Linked DNA regions of Mus musculus: region 2 is linked to region 1. The links are chromatin loops, found by intact Hi-C in ENCODE. Cell type or tissue: gastrocnemius. All regions are shown on one strand. Each heading gives the region's core, and the rest is flanking DNA. Links, peaks and the distances in the headings are about the cores only.

What was found. A loop is a pair of places that touch in the nucleus more often than their neighbours do. Peaks named below come from ENCODE experiments on the same cell type or tissue, not always from the same donor. Only the 100,000 strongest peaks of a DNase experiment are listed, where the experiment ranks them.
Region 2: it touches region 1 in a loop (5-fold over the local background); 26 of 42 quality-filtered maps call a loop at or near these places.

What each region holds. Positions count from the first base shown.
Region 1 is chr13:113,315,787-113,318,698 of GRCm38, reverse strand. Cspg4b (chondroitin sulfate proteoglycan 4B) reads right to left here. Exons shown (of 10, transcript NM_001378698.1): 2 at 1,452-1,615; 3 at 1-1,034. Among named protein-coding and RNA genes, the nearest start is that of Cspg4b, 24 kb to the right of the region's middle. In gastrocnemius, for the core only: no CTCF peak of the experiment used is centred there; no DNase peak of the experiment used is centred there.
Region 2 is chr13:113,621,356-113,624,267 of GRCm38, reverse strand. No RefSeq gene overlaps it. Among named protein-coding and RNA genes, the nearest start is that of Snx18, 4.2 kb to the right of the region's middle. In gastrocnemius, for the core only: no CTCF peak of the experiment used is centred there; no DNase peak of the experiment used is centred there; H3K27ac peaks cover 659 bases.

The sequences.
Region 1 (2,912 bases), core at 221-2,720:
CCACTTTGAATTTTCAGAGGAGAACTGGGAATGGTCGTGGGAGAGGATGGCTCTGGTGGAAACAGGTCTTCCCCTGCCACAGAAGGATCTGTACCACGGAGACCCTCACTTGTGCACCCAGCCGAAATGTCTCTGGAGACAAGAGCATCCCGTAATGCTCTCTTTTCCAAATTGGCTTCTAAGGCTCGCAGGCATCCTTTCAGAGACATACCTCGAACAGATTTCCCAGGCATAGACACAACTTCTAAGCCGCGCACAGTTTCCCACATCCGGTCATCCAGGCCACCCATGAACAGGGGGCCTTCGGATACAAACGCTTGGCTTTGCAGAGGCAGCCCCGCCCTTTCCCTGTGTTCATCCACCATGATGTCCACGTGCCTCCCGGTGACTTTAAGCTGAACAACGTGCCACTTGTTGTCACTAACCAAGCTGAATGAAGAGAGTTGAGTTTTTGTTCCGCCCCTTCCTACGTGAGCCTTCAGTAGACCCTCATGGATTTCCAAGGCAACAAAATCTCTTCCTCTGCCGGACTGAAATAAAAGCAAAGCCTGCAGGGTTCCAGTTTGCACAGCAAATCTCAGGAACCCTTCCCCGTGTACCTTCCATTCTGGAAAGGTAACATAGGACCTAGAGCTGAAAAAGCTAATAGCTTCATCCTTCCCAGCAAAAAACTCATCGTTACACCCCAGCGACACCTCAGACACCTTCTTAAAGCCAGGGTATGACCTAAGGGACGTAAGGATCTCCCTCTGGTTAAACGCCACATCCTCCATGCATCCCCGGAAGTTGGGGATCTTCCTGTCCAGGTAAGGGACACTGAGCCCCCCACGGCCTCCTATATAGATTCCATGGTGAAAGGTGAAGTTACGCAGCCCACCCGCCAGCCGGACGGTTGTCTCAAAGTGCTTGTCAATGACCAAGAGAACAGCATCCTTGCCATAGCGCAGCTCCAACGAATGCCAAGCCAAATCGTCCACACGAAGTCTTTGCTCAGAAAGGAGGATTTCTTGCCCCGTACCCATGTTTATTTTCACCTGAAAGAGACCAGAGCCATAATTAATGACACCCATCAAGATGTTCATCCCTGTGCTCTTGGGGAAGGGGTTGCTATGGACTGACCCCTACTAAAACTCATAGTTGAGGCTTCAATCCCCAACCCAGCAGGTCGAGAGGTGCTGAGGCCCCAAAGAAGCCATTAGGTTGTTTAGAGGGGTTAATGCAATGACCTTCCAGAGAGTGGGTTCCCTTACAGAATGGACTGGAACATAAGAGGGGGTTGTTAGAAAGCAGGTAATATTTAAGACATGCTAGAAAAACCAGAGACAATCCCACCCTACGTACGTGTCATCTTATTCTACAAATTATTCCAGTTTGTTCTCTTTCTGTTGCTTGGTGTTCTCTAGGAACCGAATGCTTACATATTTTAAAGATTTTTTTTTTCAAAAGCATACCTGTAATATTCCTGACAGAAGTTCTATCAGGCAATAGTCGGTTTTCCCGGCTGCAAGGAAGAGTAAGCCTTGTGGCTTGCTGGTTTGAAATCTTAACTGAAGCGACAGCTCAGGGAAAACCTCGGTGGTGCTGAGCCCCACGTAGCTTTCCCCATAAAAAGATGCTACGGGGAAGAAAAGCACAAGTCAGGACATGTACTACGCAATGCCTATGCATTATATCCTTCCTCTTCATAGACTGACCCTGCTGAAGAAAGCTGCCTCCCCAAAGGCCACTCCTGCTCCCTAGGGTGCTCCACAGACCCAGCATTCCATACAAAAGCTTAGCTTTCTCTTACCCACCCCGGGACAGCTCTGAGAGGTCTCTTCTTCGTTAGAACCCTCTAAAGGAGCTGCCAAGGTTCTCCCTGGTGCAGAAGCAGCTCAAATCCCTCATCCCCACAAGTCTGGCACCTTGCTGTCTGCGGGGGCTGGTTCGGGGCTCCCTCTAATAAACCTCTTGCGTGTTAAGTTTCAACTGTGGCTTAGCTTCCCAGGGAACCTAACTGGTAGTAAAAGTGGCCTTAGATAGTGACCCTGGGAGGGAGTTGACTCTGAACCACCCTCAACTGAGATGATAATGGATGAATGTCGCTGTCGACAGGTGGGGCCCAGGAAACCTGGCAGAGACACCAAAGTCCCTCTGGCTATGAACTGAGGTGGCATAGTAGTGACAGAGTGCATACTCGTCCAGCTGTGAAACACTAAGCTATAAAAAGCAGAGAGCCAGTGTAACCACGAGAACAATGAGACTGGGTACTGACCAGCTTGAGGTGTTACAAAAAGATGCACTGGGAGAGGCCAGTGTCCTTCTCATTGCTCACAGCAGAAGGACGGAGGAAGCTAAGGTTCATACCAAAACCATTGGAGTAGCCAACCTCAAAAAGTCCCAACTAAACGAGCTCACTCTGAGGAAGCAAAGGCTCTGGTCGGCTAAGTCAGAGCACTGCTGTGTGAAAGTGGAAATCCACATTGGTGCAGTGGAGCAGCTTGACGCCTAGAACCCCCCGGAGCCCTCTGAGCCCACAGGTACAGGTTATTCTCTTATTAAGGCCAGCACCTCAGAGTTTGCAGAAGCCATTCTTCACAAGATATCATGGGACCTCTAAAGACAGACCCTATTGTTCCTGCCAGCAACTAGGCCAAAAGCAAGGGGAAAGTTACAACCCAGCCTGCCCAGGTTGGCTGGATATGAGATAGATAAGGCACATATGAAGAGGGTGTCCATATGATCACCTTGGATGCTTCCCCCAACTCCTCCCGCTCTCCAGGATTTCCCTGTGTGGCCCTGGCTGTCCTGGAACTAGTTCTGTAGACCAGGCTGGCCAGAGATCCACTTGCCTCAGTCTTCCAAGGGCTGGGACTAAAGGTGTGTGCCATCAGGCCAGGCTCAACAGTGGGTCCCTTTAACTCTGCCATGCT
Region 2 (2,912 bases), core at 138-2,637, 310 kb before region 1:
GGTTTGCTGTAGATTGCTTTTATCATGTTTAGGTATGGGCCTTGAATTCCTGATCTTTCCAAGATTTTTATCATGAATGGGTGTTGGATCTTGTCGAATGCTTTCTCCGCGTCTAAGGAGATGATCATGTGGGTTTTGTCTTTGAGTTTGTTTATATAATGGATTATGTTGATGGATTTCCGTATATTAAACCATCCCTGCATCCCTGGAATAAAACCTACTTGGTCAAGATGGATGATTGTTTTAATGTGTTCTTGTATTTAAGGTAGGAGATTTTAAAAGTCTTTTTTTTTTTTTTAGTTTTATTTTATGTGTATAGGTATTTTCCCTACAAAATGCCTGGGCATCACTTGTATGCCTGGTGTCCAGAGAAGCCAGAGCATATCAGATTGCGTAGAATTGAAGTTACAGACAGTTGTGGGCTGCCATGGGAGTGCTGGGAATCAGCCAGGTCCTCTAGAAGGGTAGCCAGTGCTATTAACCCTAAGGCATCTCTCCAGCCCCTGTGGTTAATTCTTATTTTTGTTATTGTTGTTTGAGACAGGGTCTCTTTATGTGACCCTAGTTGTCCTGGAACTCACTATGTAGACCAGCCCTGCCTGGAATTCACAGAAATCTGAGTGCTTCTGCCTCCTGAGTGCTAGAGTTAAAGGCGGGTACTATCATACCTGACTCTGGTGTAGTTTTTTTGTTTTGTTTTGTTTTAATTTCTATTTTTGAGGAGTAAGGGTTGGAAAACTTTGTTCATTTATTTATCTGTTTGATGAGTATTTAATCTAGAATGCATGGCATCGTGGCAAAGAAAGATGATTTTTAAAAAATCTGGGGGCTGGTGAGATGGCTCAGTGGGTAAGAGCACCCGACTGCTCTTCCGAAGGTCCAGAGTTCAAATCCCAGCAACCACATGGTGACTCACAACCATCTGTAATGATATCTGACTCCCTCTTCTGGAGTGTCTGAAGACAGCTACAGTGTACTTAGATATAATAATAAATAAATCTAAAAAAAAAAATCTTTCCGGTAAAGTTCAAATTCCAAGTGTCACCAAGTAGACACAGGGACAGTCAGTGAACGGCCTTCCTTTTGCCTTCTAGTAGAGGTCTGACCCAGTTTCCAGTAGGTGGCCAGCCGTTTTAATAATACCAGTAATTTTGAGGAACCAGCAAAGTACAGACCCATGACTCAGGGAATGGAAGTTCTCAAGACAGCTGAGTAGCTTCGAGGCCACTCACCAGCCACGCGCCTTAGCCAAACACCCGGTCTGTGGTCTACAACAGTGTCAGCTCTGTGCTTGGAAGAGCCGCTTGAAAACAGCAGGGGCTAACACAATGCAGGTGAAAGTGCTTATAGAATCTCTTGGGTAGTGCTTGACATATTATATGCATGGTTTCAGGTAATTATATAAATACAGCGTTATTTAAAAAAAAAGACCCTTTCAGATAATTCCGAGACATTTCCAGAGATCTCAGAAACGCTGCAGTCCTGTTCGGGATGGAGGAGTCAGCGTTTAGTCTGTTGACTTGACGGGATCCTGTTGCCCTTTGAAACATTTAGTTTCAGCCAGAAGCAGCAGGGCCCAAACCAGTAGACCCAGACACAGTGAGAGTCACTTCTCACAGCTGACATCACTGGGGAGGAAATAAGTGGCTATTTTCACATTCCTTCATTAAACAAATATTTGCTGGTTGCCTACTCTTGTTCTGTTCATTGCTATGACCTTGGTGTCCAGAATAATACCACTGCTCCGAAGCGGAATGGATTCTAATAGGAGGAGGTGATTAATATAGAGAGATGTGTTGTGTTAGGTAGTAAGTGCTACAAGGAAAAGCATGACTGGGCTATGGATGCTGGGATGGAGGGAGGGAGGGAGGGAGGGAGATAGATAATTAAGGCCAGCTGTCTCAACAAACAAACCCTGCTATTTCAGTGGCTTAGCCCTGCAGAAGCTTTCTCAAAGTCGGACTGGGAGTGGAGGCTCAGAGACTTGCCCCCACCCCCCAAGCCTTCCATCTCACTTCTGAGTCTTTGAAAGAAGCAGGGGGAGTCTGATGAGGGGAATGTGCTGCACTCGGACCTCTAGGGTAGGTCGGGGTCCAAGCAAAAGAACAGCAAAGGCAAAATCAGGGGGCTGTCCCAGGAGGAGTAAAGAAACCAGCCCGCCCTCTCTCTTGTGGAAGAGGCAGCCAAGAGCCATGCACCTTAGCTTAGGCCTCCCTAGCCATGGGAGAAAGTAAGAAAATACAGGTGTTAGAACCACCTAGTGTCCCTTAAAGAATTTCAAATATGAAAACTCAGCGAAATAGAAACAGTTGATAGTGGCGACAGTGACTACATGAACTAAGTTATGAGTATGTTCTATATTCTAGAGAAGTAATTCTCAACCTATGGGTCATCCGATACACTGTATGTCAGATATCTACAATTCAAACAGGAGCAAAATTACGGTTATGAGGTAGCAATGACATAATTTTATGGTTGGGGGAGGCATCACAGCATGGGGAGCTGGGATCAAAGGTCACAGCATCAGGGAGGTTGCGAGGAAGGCCGCTGCTCTAGAGAAAAACTTCCCTATCCTTTCTCACTCATGATATTTAGAACAGATTGTACGAACTTAGGTACATAGCTATGTGCCATCATTATGAAAATTAATTATTTATTAGTAATAAATCAACAATTTTAAACAATCCTTTTATATGCTTATGATTTTACCATTTATTAAAGATAAAATTGCATACTAATAAGTGTGCCTGCTTGTTTTTAAGTAAGAATTACATCTTGGATAAATGCTTGATACTGAAGGGCACAGGATCTTCAGTGTTTTTCAGAGTTGATTGGCATTAGTTTTTATAGTCATCAGTTCTTGAGAACTATCTATTTCACATAAATATGTAGTACAAAAAGTGGCAGAAGTA